Linked DNA regions of Homo sapiens: regions 1 and 2 are each linked to region 3. Evidence: chromatin contacts called from ENCODE Hi-C or POLR2A ChIA-PET data. All regions are on one chromosome and are shown on one strand. Each heading gives the region's core, a stretch centred on a gene start or an enhancer-like site at or near the end of the contact. The rest is flanking DNA. Distances are from core to core; before and after follow the strand shown. Region 1 holds the start of DAZAP2 (DAZ associated protein 2). Region 2 holds the start of GALNT6 (polypeptide N-acetylgalactosaminyltransferase 6). Region 3 holds the start of TARBP2 (TARBP2 subunit of RISC loading complex).

Region 1 (3,547 bases), core at 846-3,345, 2.3 Mb after region 3:
ATGGTGGGGACTGTGGCAGCCCCTGGGTGCACAAAGCTCGGACGATAGAGCTAGAAGAGGCAGAAGAGAAGGCAAAATGTTACTTTATGACATTCCTATTTGAGATCTCTTTAATGAGCTAATTCTTAATTCTCCTTATGCAGGTTATACTTTTTGTAAGATTATACAAGTTGCCTTTCCACTGGCCTTCAATATTCTCCTGGATCACTTTCTGCTATAGCTAATGTTGGGCTCACAGAACGCAAATTCATCTTCTGCACCTTAGCCTGTGCCAAATAACACAAAATCATCAAATAATGCACTTTCAACTCCGACAAAAATTGCCAAATTATATAGTGTTTTAGATTATTCATGTTAGCATTTGTGAAGAGTAAATATGTGAAGTCAGATTTAGCTAAGGACTAAAGGACCACCCTAAGAGTATTCCCAGCTAGTTCAAATCTGGCAAACTGGAAGCACCTCTGAGTAGGCAGGTGGAGCATCGGTATAGGGTGGAGCCTGAGGAAGATGCAAGGTCTGAGGGTATACTGGATTCCCAGGAGGCTGCACAGGGTAGGTTGGCTGTGTTGGATATTGACCTGAAAGACAAGAAAAAAATGAAGGTTGCCTACTACACAGAGCTACCAAAATGAGGCAGGTCATATCGGGTAGCTAACTTAGTGGGAGCAAGCAGAAGGGGATTTGCAAATAGTCTGCCCCAGAGGGCCTGATTCCTGGAACTAAGAAAATATGCATTGTCTTTGCACCCTTAAAATGGAAGGTGCTGGATTCTAACGAGACAAGAAAGGCACTGCTCACTGCTCCTACTAACATACCGAAGTAAGGGGTTAAGTCTACCTGGGCCCAAGTTCCCTCCGGAATGCAGGACAGGTCTGGGGTTCTGGCCTGCTGCTGTTCTGGCTTATCAAGGGTGCCTCTGCTCTAGGTAGTCTCCACAGCCTGTCTACAACCAGCCCAGACTTCGTGGGTAACAGCAGTTCTGATTTTCCTTACAGATTACTATTCAAGGTCGACTTCCAAACAAAGGGTGTGAATGATGGAAGTGAACCGTGAGACTGGGAAAAGGGTGCAGGGCTGAGGGGTGAGGAGGAATATCCTCACTGGAAAAGCGGGGGATCAGGTTTGGTTTTTTGTTTGTTCTGAGACGGAGTCTCGCTCTTTTGCCCAGGCTGGAGTGCAGTGGCGCGATCTCGGCTCACTGCAACCTCCGTCTCCTGGGTTCAAGCAATTCTCCTACCCCAGCCTCCCGAGTAGCTGGGATTACAGGCGCCCGCCACCACGCCCAGCTGATTTTTGTATTTTTTAATAGAGACGGGGTTTCACCACGTTGGCCAGGCTGGTCTCGAACTCTTGACCTCAGGTGATCCGCCCGCCTCGACCTCCCAAACTGCTGGGATTACAGGCGTGAGCAACCTCGCTCGGCCTTTTTTTTTTTTTTTTTTCTATTCCTTTTTTACCCCCTCAACCTATTCCTGCGTTATGGGAATCATGTTCCGACAGACACACTGGTACAACCACAGAAAAGGGGAGAAGTTCTGATCCCGTCAGCGAAGGGCGAGGGGGTGCGAAGGGAAGGAAAAGAGACCTCACAGGCCCCGGCCCACGAACCAACTCCAGCAATTCAGTAGTTAAGTTCGGCCCCGCTGGGGGTTCCGGAGCGCGGCGCCCCGCCTCCGCCGGCTCTCCATTGGCCTACGCGAATGCCTGCGCTAGCGCTCTATTTGCTCCTGCGGATGCCCATCATGTCAAGCCCCCCCACCACCCGAGCCCGCAGCTCCAAACTGCGCCACAGAGTTTACGGAGGAAAGGGCCTGGAGGCAGCAAGCTGCCGTAATTTGGGTATGACGAAGGCGTCAGGCGCAGCGCCCTGGACTGCAGCCGGCCAAGGAGCATGGCGCAGCCCACCCCAAACCTGGCGTTTGGTGACCCTGGGCTCCGAATCCGCTCGCTCTGGGCCAGCAGTACTCCCCCCGACGGCCTCTGCCACCCTCGGTCCTTGCCTTTGCTGTTCATGGTGGTTGCGGGTCCGGTTTGTCTCGGCGTCGCGGACGGTTATTTTTTTCGTCCTCTTCCTGTTCGGAGCTACTTCCGTGTCACATGATGGTCCGTCCGCCTAGCGTCACCCGACGCCCGAGTGGCGCTGCCGCCGGAAACTCCGCCCCTGCTCCGGGCCTCCAGTCGGCCGCGGGAGGGTCCGCGCGGTCCCGCCCACTCGCCTTGGCCCCACCCCCTGCTCGTTTCTGTCCTCCCCCCCCCTACCGGTGTCCCTCAGCTGGAGAAAAACCAAATGCAGGTATTGTCTGGAAACAGGATCTTTTCTCTGTTGGACGCTCGGATGCAGAACGATGCAAGCATTCCCCGGAACCTTTTTCCACCTACACGCATTCACTCAAGGTCACCTCACCTTGGCAACCTTCCACGAGGGGCTTAGATTTCTGCAAATTTGTCGCACTGCCTGAAATCGGCTCCCCACACCTTAGTTTATCATGCGTCCCTCCCCACCAAGCCCAACTTAAGCTTCAGCTCTGTTAAAATTTATTTTGCCACTCCAGCTCACATGTATCCTTTCCTGAATGAGACCTGCACTGGAATCTTCGCTGCCCTGTCTTCCCCAGGACAGTCGTTGCCTTTCTCACGTACAGGAAGGGGTTATGTTTTCCGTGCTGTACGCAACACCTGGCACTGAAACTGACATAACTGCACTACCCATGGAGTGTTTGTGGCCCTTTCCTTTTTTTAGCACCTGTTGCAGGTGACCTGTATGGTACCTCTATTTTTCTCTATGTATGGCTTCTCTTTCTAACCTAATTATCCTTAAGGGCAAAGATGGCATCCTTTAGGGCAGCGATTAAGTGTTTTCTTTTCTTTTTCTTTTTTTTTTGAGACGGAGTCTTGCTCGCTTGCCCAGGCTAGAGTGCAGTGGGGCGATCTCACCACAGCCTCCACCTCCCGGGTTCAGGCAATTCTCCTGCCTCAGCTTCCTGAGTAGCTGGGCCTACAGGCGTGCGCCACCATTCCTGGCTAATTTTTGTATTTTTAGTAGAGACGGGGTTTCACTATGTTGGCCAGGCTGGTTTTCTTTCTTTCTAAAAAAAGTTTTAATTTTTTCTTTTCTTTTTTTTTTTTTTTTTTTTTTTGAGATGGAGTCTTGCTCTGTCGCCCAGGCTGGAGTGCAGTGGCATGATCTCGGTTCACTGCAACCTCCGCCTCCTGGGTTCAAGCAATTCTCCTGCCTCAGCCTCCCGAATAGCTGGGATTACAGGTGCCCGCCACCACGACCGGCAAATTTTGTATTTTTTAGTAGAGACGGGGTTTCACCATGTTGGCCAGGCTGGTCTCGAACTCCTGACCTCAGGTGATCCACCTGCCTCGGCCTCCCAAGGTTCTGGGATTACAGGCATAAGCCACTGCGCCGAGCCTTATTTTTATTTATTTATTTATTTATTTATTTATTTATTTATTTATTTATTTATTTTTGAGACAGAGGCTTGGTCTGTCGCCAGGCTGGAGTGCAGTGGCGCAATCTCAGCTCACTGCAACCTCCGCC
Region 2 (3,687 bases), core at 1,181-3,680, 2.1 Mb after region 3:
GATGCTCAAGGAAGCTCTGTAGAAAGTCTCTCTAGGAGCTTAAAGCCCACGGCCTGGAATGTGAAAGGAAGGGAGTTGGTGGAAGGCTGCTTAGAGTTAGGGGAGTCGGGCATCATGCCAAGAGTGAGCAGATGAACCCCTTTCTACTCCTGGGAGAATGTCCATCCTTCACGTCACTCTGATCATGTGTAGCTGGGCAACTCTTCTTCTCCACACTCTGCTGGCCTTCTCTCCTGACTCCATCAAAGAACATCTCACCTTCTGAATAGATCAAACCTACCTTGGAGTCTCAGGTTAGAAAAAAAGATTACTTTCTTCATTCACCTGTTAACACCCGGCTGGCTTCCCTGCCTTTCCCAGTGCGTGTCAGAACTTCTTGCTAGGATCTACTCACTCATGCTCCTGCTCCCAGGTCTTAGGGTCTTAGAAATACAAATTCATGGCTGGACTCGGTGGCTCATGCCTCTAATCCCATCACTTTGCGAGGCCGAGGCAACAGGATGGCTTGAGCCCAGGAGTTTGAAACCAACCTGGGCAACATGGCGAAACTCCCTCTCTACAAAAAAAAGTTAGCTGGGCATGGTGGCATGCATCTGTGGAGGCTGAAGCAGGAGAACAGCTTGAGACCCGGAGGTCAAGGCTGCAGTGAGCCGTGATAGCTCCACTGCACTCCAGCCTGGGCAGTAGAGCAAGAAAAGAAAAGAAAGAGAGAAAGAAAGAGAAAAAGAAGGAAAGAAAGAGAAAGAAGGAAAGAGAGAGAGAGAAAGGAGAGACAGAGAGAGTAAGAAAGAAAGAAAAAAGAAAAAAGGAGGGAGGCGGGGCAGCAGAAAGAGGAAGAAAACAGAAAGAAAGAAAGACAAATTTATTTAAATATCAAAACAAAAGAGAAACTGAACTAGTGGTAGAAGTTTCTACCATAGAAAGTTTTCAAATTATTGGCTATTTGGAGTCATGCGCGCTCCTTCTCTGTTGCTAAGGCCCCAAAAGATTGCAGCACACGAGGCAGCGCCGGAGAGGACCACTGAGCAGCACGGGCCCTGGCGGGGTAATTCCGAACACCGGCTTAGGAGGCGGGTTTACCAGGATTCTCATTCCAGCCCTGCCACTAATTGTTCAGGGTTCTCAAGGTCGAGCATGCACAAAATCACCCGGAGGGCTTTTAAAACACAAGTCGCCGGGCCCAACCCGAGTTTCGGAATATTTAGGTCTGCGGTGGGGCCCATTTCTTTTCTTTTCTTTTCTTTTTTTCTTTTTTTTTTTTTTTGATACGGAATCTCGCTCTGTCGCCAGGCTGGAGTGCAGTGGCGTGATCTCGGCTCACTGCAACCTCCCCCTCCCGAGTTCAAGCGATTCTCCGGCCTCAGCCTCCCGAGTAGCTGGGATTACAGACGCCCGCCACTACGCCCAGCTAATTTCTTGTATTTTTAGTAGAGACGGGGTTTCACCATGTTGGCCAGGCTGGTCTCGAATTCCTAACCTTGTGATCCGCCCGCCTCGGCCTCCCAAAGTACTGGGATTACAGGCATGAACCACCGCGCCCGGCCAAAATTTCTAATAAGTTCTCAGGTGATTCTGACTGGCGCTGCTGGTGGGGGATCCCACTTTGAGAAACACCCTCTGCTGTGTGAGCAGCTGCCTCCCCGGTACATTCGGAATAATCATAGTAGGTTTAAAGTTTGCTGGGGCTGGGATTCACCTGATACCTGGCACTTGGAGCCCTTGACACAGTTCATGGCACACGGAATACGAGCTCTTGTTGGATGGAGCACAAATGAGAAGCAAACCTGGGGCAGGACCCCGGGGCCCATGGCCGCCCCGCCGCGTTTCCCCCTCCGGGGCAGGCCTCCGGGCTCCGAGCGCTCCAGGCTGGCGCGCAGCACATTCCGGTTCCATGCACCCGCCGCCCGCGGCTCTGCTAATGCCTGTCCTCTTTGGGGTGACTAGGACCCTCCAATCTTTTTCCGCGCTGAAAGCCTGGCCGCAAAGACCGCACCCCCGGGGCGGGCTGAGACGCAGAGAAGCCGGGGCGCCCCTCTGCCGGTCCGCCGGGAGTTCCCGGGCCCGCAGCAGGCTGAGGACACGGCGGGACCCGCTGCACCTGGCCAGGGAGGGGCGGGGCGGGCGCGTTAGTGCAGCTGGGGGAGGTCCCGCCCCGGTCCCACCCTCCCGGCCGTCCGGTGGGGAAACCCGGGAGCCACCCCGCGGCGCGGCTGCGGCTTTGCCTCGGCGCGACAGGTAAGCGGCAGAAGGAGCCCGCGACCCTCTCCCCGGGAGGGCCCCCCTGAGCTCCCCGACTGCTCGGACTTCCCTTCGGCGGATCTCGCTTCTGCCGAGTCCTCGCTCTCACCTCCTCCTCCGCCAGCCTTCGCCTCTTCCTCTTCCTCCTCACTACCCCCGACAGTAAAATGAAGGGGCTGGGCCAGGCTGGTCCCTCCTGCCTTCGCTCTCTGCTGGTCGCGGTGGCCTGTAGCTCCTCCCTCGGTAGGACCCCCCTCCACCTTGGCGCTTACGAGATGAATGAGGAGCCCAGACCTCTGGAACTTGGAGGGGTGAGAGGGGGACAAGCCAGAGCCAGGGCTCCACACCCTCTTCCCCTCACCCACCCATGCCCTGCATTCCTTCTGTGCCCCGTCTCCCCAGATCGGGCCACCCCATGTGCTCTGGTACGGCAACTCTTGCAGAGAGGTTTCCTCCTGCCCTGCCACGTTGCGCCTGAGCAGAAGGGGACAGCAAGGAGAAGCCTCGCTGGTGGAGGTCGGTCTGAGCCCTGCTTGGTTGAATTCCCTCCAGAGCCTGGGGGCTTTTGGGGGTGGGAAGGGATCTGCCTCCTGCTGTGGGGAAATGGAATCTGCTGGGTGTTCATGACTGTGACTGTCACCGACTTCCCTATTTCCTCAGTTGTTCAGATTCCCAGGCTGACAAAAAGGAGAAACAGCTTTTACTTGCATCCAGGGCCAATCATCGCAGACCCAGACGTCTGCAGAGGGTAGGATGGGGCTCTTCTGTGTATGGGGGTGGAGGGTGGTCAGTTTGCCCACAAAGCTTACAGCAGACCCCTTCTAGCAGCCGACAACCCATTGCAGCACTCTCAGAAAGGATGTTAACTCTGTGCTCTGAGCTCGCCCCCAGGCCCACACACACAATTTACAGGCACTGGGTGAGGTTCATAGTTCTGGACACACCAAAGAGCCTCGAGGACTTTTGCGCCTTCTACCAGAGATGTGTGTGCACCACACAGGCCCTATTCTCCGCTCCAGACAGATGAGCTGTCTCCCTTCCCATCAAAGGAAAGGTTAAGAAGGATGAGACAGGGAAATTCATGTGATGATGAAAACCAGGTCAGGTGAGGGGTTTGAAATATGCTTTGGTTCCGGCCACATGTGGTGGCTCATGCCTGTAATCCCAGCACTTTGGGAGGCTGAGGCTGGTGCATCACCTGAGATCAGGAGTTCGAGACCAGCCTGGCCAACATGGCAAAACCCCATCTCCACAAAAAATACAAAAAGTTAGCCGGGCATGGTGGCAGGCGCCTGTAATTCCAGCTACTTGGGAGGCTGAGGCAGGAGAATTGTTTGAACCTGGGAAGCAGAGGTTGCAGTGAGCTGAGATCGCACCATTGCATTCCAGCCTGGGCAATAAGAGCAAAACTCTGTCTCAAAAAAAAAAAAAAAAAAAAAAAGAAAGAAA
Region 3 (3,677 bases), core at 212-2,711:
CTTTTCCCTCAATAAATACAGAGAGCTGGAATAAGAGAGGGTAGGCTCTGGAGTAAAAGCCCCACTCTGCCACATACTAGGCATGTGACCATGCACCAGCCATTTACTATCTCAAACACTCAGTTTCCTCATATTCAACATGGGCGGGCGGGGGGAGGAGTCGGGGGGGCGGATACTACCACCTACAATCATTGGTTAGACTGAGGTTTAAAATTAAACGGGAATTTGGTTAAGCACCGGGAACAGAGCCCAGCACGCCAGGCACTCACTCCCCCAAATACTCCACTGGGATTTCAGTTATCTTCTCTTACTTTTCCTCTAGGGTGATGGGGATCTGCCAGATCACTGTGGGAGTCCTGCTCGCTCCTCTAACTCTCCCACGTCCTACCCACCTTCTTACAGCCCTGTTCTCCCAATCCAGTCAGTAGCTTTTCCCCTGAAATCTCTCCTTCCCTCACTGGCCTTGGAGAAAAGGACTGTGAAGAGAGAGACTCCAAGAAACAAAGCCATGGGGACCTGCAAATGCACACCCCAGCCAGGCTGCCCAAGCCTTCCTCACCAGTGCAGCTGGTGTCGCCAACGGTGACCCGGAAGGTGAAATTAGGCTGGTGGGCTTGGCCCTCGGCTTTGAGAAGGTCGTACACAGGCGTCTTCCCTATTCTGGTCCCATACTCCTGCAGAAGGCTGATCGGGGTCTTGCCTGGGTTGGCGGCCAGCATTTGCTCTATACTGGGGGAAGGGGCACAGACCCACATCACACCTCCCCTCTCTGCACCCACCTAGCCAAGCACTTCCATACCAGACCTAGGCACATTATGGGGGACATAGGGTCCAAGGAACCCCAGACAGTCTAGCATCCATTGGCTGGGTTCCAAGTGGAGGTGCAGGCTGGAAAAGTAGGGCCCACTACCCCAAAGCAAGGGGGGAAGAATGCATTGCTCCTGCCTCAGTTAAGGTGGGCACGATCCTGTGCCCCAATGCAGGTTGAAAGTGCATACCCCCTGACACAGTGCAAGCCAGGAACCCAGTACCCACCAAATGCACTGAATGTGGGGGCATAAAGCCCAGTGTTCCAGTGCAGTCTGGGAACCGGGCCAACCCCAAACTATTTAGAGCTGGAGGCAGCAGCCACTGCCCCGGTGCACGCCGGGAACCACTGCCCACTGCCCCAGTGCTTGCCGGGAACAACCCTCAGGCCAGGTGCATGCTGGGGCCGCGCCGCTACTCCCTCCGCACGGCCCCACGCTTTTCGCCCTGAAGGAATCGGTACGAGACGGCTCACCTAGGCAGCCCGCAGCCCGTGGTAGTGCCGGAGCCTTGCTCCTCTTCACTCATTCCCTCCTCCGTCCCCGCGGGCGCCACCGTGACTGCAGCCTCCACGCGCCCCAATACACAGCCGACGAGCTAGGGCCGGGGCCAAGCCCGGAGTCGCGGCCGGTAGGGCCCGCCGCGGGGCACGCTGGGATATGGAGTCCCCCGCCCACCCTACTTCGTGAGCCTCCATCTGGAGGGGAGCTATCCGCCCCACAACCCTCTGCGTGCGTGGCTCGCCCGGGCAGGCTGCACCGCCTTCTGGGAGGAGCGGGCCCTCCGCCGTCGCTTCTCGAGAAGGCCGTATTTTTTTGTTTGTAATACCGTCCCGCCTCCTTCCTTCCGCGCCCCCTCTCTCCCGGTCCGTGAAGCTGTGGACATGCGTACTAGCGGAGGGGAAGCCGCTGGGTAGGGAGGCGGTAAGGACTCACTTGGGCACGGAGCCTTTTGGATCGCGAGAAAACTACAGAACCCAAGAGCCCGCGCGCCATCTGTGTCGCAGCTGGAGAGGCAGGGTCAAGCACGCACGAGAAGCTTCATGGCGTCATTGGTTACTCCCATTGCGATTACTTCCCCTAGGTGCACTGAGATTGGTTACTTCGACTAAAGGGGCGGAGACAAGGAAAAGTCAGCCCCCCCCGACCCCGCCTCCTTGATGAAGGAAGGTTGTGATTGGTCCGGAGAGGCTGCCGTCGGATCCTGGCTCTTTGCGGTCTGGGAGGGTGGGCCTTACCTAGACGCCGGAGGGGACCGATCTCTGTTTCCGCAGGGCTCTGGAGCTGGTGCAGGTTTAAGTCCGTCTCAGACAGTCCCCTCAACCCACAGCCTAAGCCCCTTGCCCTTGGGCCTCCGTGACACAGAACTTGCTTCCTTTTCCTAGGTCGTCCTTCACCTCCCTTCAGGTGTTGCTTCTTTTGTGAAACCTTTTTAGAACCGCTCTAGTGAACCTCTCTTTAACTGGCGAGGAAACCTCTGGGGCCTGATAATCAGGCTGTAATGTGGGACGACAGGATTAGAAGGACTAGGCACCTTGGTGGTCTTGTTCCCTCTTCCATGAGTCTTGGGTCTCTCAGCTGAAGAGAGCAAAAGTGAATTTTGGCCGCCTAAGATTAATCAACTGATCTGGGTGTTGAGCAGACGCGCATTGTTTAGTCCTAGAGCCCCATTGCCTCCTCCCCCAAAGTTGCACAACCACTGGGCTGAGGGAAATCTTGTGACCTTGGAGAGAGAAAGGGAGAGACCACATTAAAAAAAAAAAAGGTTCTAATGAGTGTTCTGAGAAGGGGTCAAGAAAGATGTCTTACTCTGAGCCGGGGTTGGAGGTCCAGAGGAATCTTGAAATGATAATGAGGGGTCATCCAGGAACACTGGAGGAGGATGGGGCCTAGAGCCGAGTGAATTCCAAGTGGGTGAAATTGGAGTGAGTGGTGACAATCAAGGGAAGGAGAGCTGGCAAGATCGGTATGATAGGGGGAGCAATGCCAGAGCGCTAGGGATCCCAACTGAGGGGCTGCTCTCTCCGATGTAGAAAGGAGTCTATAAGACGGGTCATAGGGGGTTCCTGTGGAATCAGCCTGAGGCCTGAGGTGGGACCTCCATAGGACACCGCCAGCAGGGAGGCGCGGGGCCCAGGCGGGCCAGGTACGAGCCTGGAGCGCGCCGGATGGCAGCAGCGGGCTCCTTTAAGAGGCCGGCGGCTCCATCGCAGCATCCCCCGCTCAGGGCGTGTCCGTCCCGGGGGGCCAGGGGCGGGGGCCCTGGAAGGAGCGGGAGTTCAAGCCGAGCAGGGACGGGGCTAGGGGTCGGGGGGTGGGGGCAGAAAGCTGAAGCTGACACCCGTGCATCCGGACACCGCACGAGCATCGCCTGTGACAGCGCCCCGGGTCCGGTGGAGGGCAGCGGGGGGAGGAGGGAAGGAGGAGGAGAAGGAGGAGGAGGCGGGAGCAGCATCCGGAGCGGAGCTGCAGCAGCGCCGCCTTTTGTGCTGCGGCCGCGGAGCCCCCGAGGTGAGAGCCTGGCCGAGTTGTGGGGGGGTGGGGGGCAGGGATGGGTCTGGGTCCTGGGATCCGGGCGTGGAGGGAGGGTCGGGATGCAGATGTGGCCTGGTGCGGGGTGATGGCGTGGGGATGCTGAGGCTGTGGGGATGGAGGAACTGGGGACCTGGACCCGACGCCTGTGGGGCTGGGAAGGAAGGGAATGGAGCGGAGGGATGCCGCGGCCCAGCTTGGAGACGAAGGGCCTCCAGAGCTGGAAAGGACCGTATTGGGGTGGGGTGGAGGATGATTGGGGGACAGACTTAAAGGACAGAGGGCAAGAGAACATCTCCTCCCACTCATCCTCAGGAAGAGAGAGAGGGAAGGAGGAGG

Evidence for each region. A loop is a pair of places that touch in the nucleus more often than their neighbours do. ChIA-PET counts read pairs that join two places held with the same protein, here RNA polymerase II (POLR2A). Pooled maps may share reads with other maps.
Region 1: a loop to region 3 is called in a pooled map, with 4 times the contacts of the local background. The contact joins the promoter of DAZAP2 here to the promoter of TARBP2 in region 3. A Hi-C loop is called at or near these places in 2 of 50 pooled maps. POLR2A ChIA-PET finds 5 or more read pairs at or near these places in 2 of 52 experiments (CD4-positive, alpha-beta T cell and activated CD8-positive, alpha-beta memory T cell).
Region 2: a loop to region 3 is called in a map of naive thymus-derived CD4-positive, alpha-beta T cell, with 18 times the contacts of the local background. The contact joins the promoter of GALNT6 here to the promoter of TARBP2 in region 3. A Hi-C loop is called at or near these places in 1 of 168 maps with a recorded cell type or tissue (naive thymus-derived CD4-positive, alpha-beta T cell) and 3 of 50 pooled maps. POLR2A ChIA-PET finds 5 or more read pairs at or near these places in 1 of 52 experiments (BJ).

Annotation. Positions count from the first base shown.
Region 1 is chr12:51,237,374-51,240,920 of GRCh38, reverse strand. It overlaps DAZAP2 (DAZ associated protein 2), which reads right to left and starts at 2,095. Exons shown (of 4, transcript NM_014764.4): 1 at 2,001-2,095; 2 at 460-578; 3 at 1-50. The coding sequence starts at 2,013. RefSeq lists enhancers at 496-1,132, 1,849-2,098, 2,022-2,316, 2,408-3,045 and a silencer at 2,189-2,298.
Region 2 is chr12:51,390,149-51,393,835 of GRCh38, reverse strand. It overlaps GALNT6 (polypeptide N-acetylgalactosaminyltransferase 6), which reads left to right and starts at 2,430. Exons shown (of 12, transcript NM_007210.4): 1 at 2,430-2,549; 2 at 2,899-2,986. It also overlaps a transcript of SLC4A8 not described here. RefSeq lists enhancers at 1-39, 2,083-2,667, 2,668-3,253 and a silencer at 1,858-2,397.
Region 3 is chr12:53,499,067-53,502,743 of GRCh38, reverse strand. It overlaps TARBP2 (TARBP2 subunit of RISC loading complex), which reads right to left and starts at 1,461. Exons shown (of 9, transcript NM_134323.2): 1 at 1,283-1,461; 2 at 560-729. The coding sequence starts at 1,335. MAP3K12 (mitogen-activated protein kinase kinase kinase 12) reads left to right here and starts at 3,286. Exons shown (of 14, transcript NM_001193511.2): 1 at 3,286-3,317. RefSeq lists an enhancer at 1,527-1,826 and a silencer at 2,920-3,169.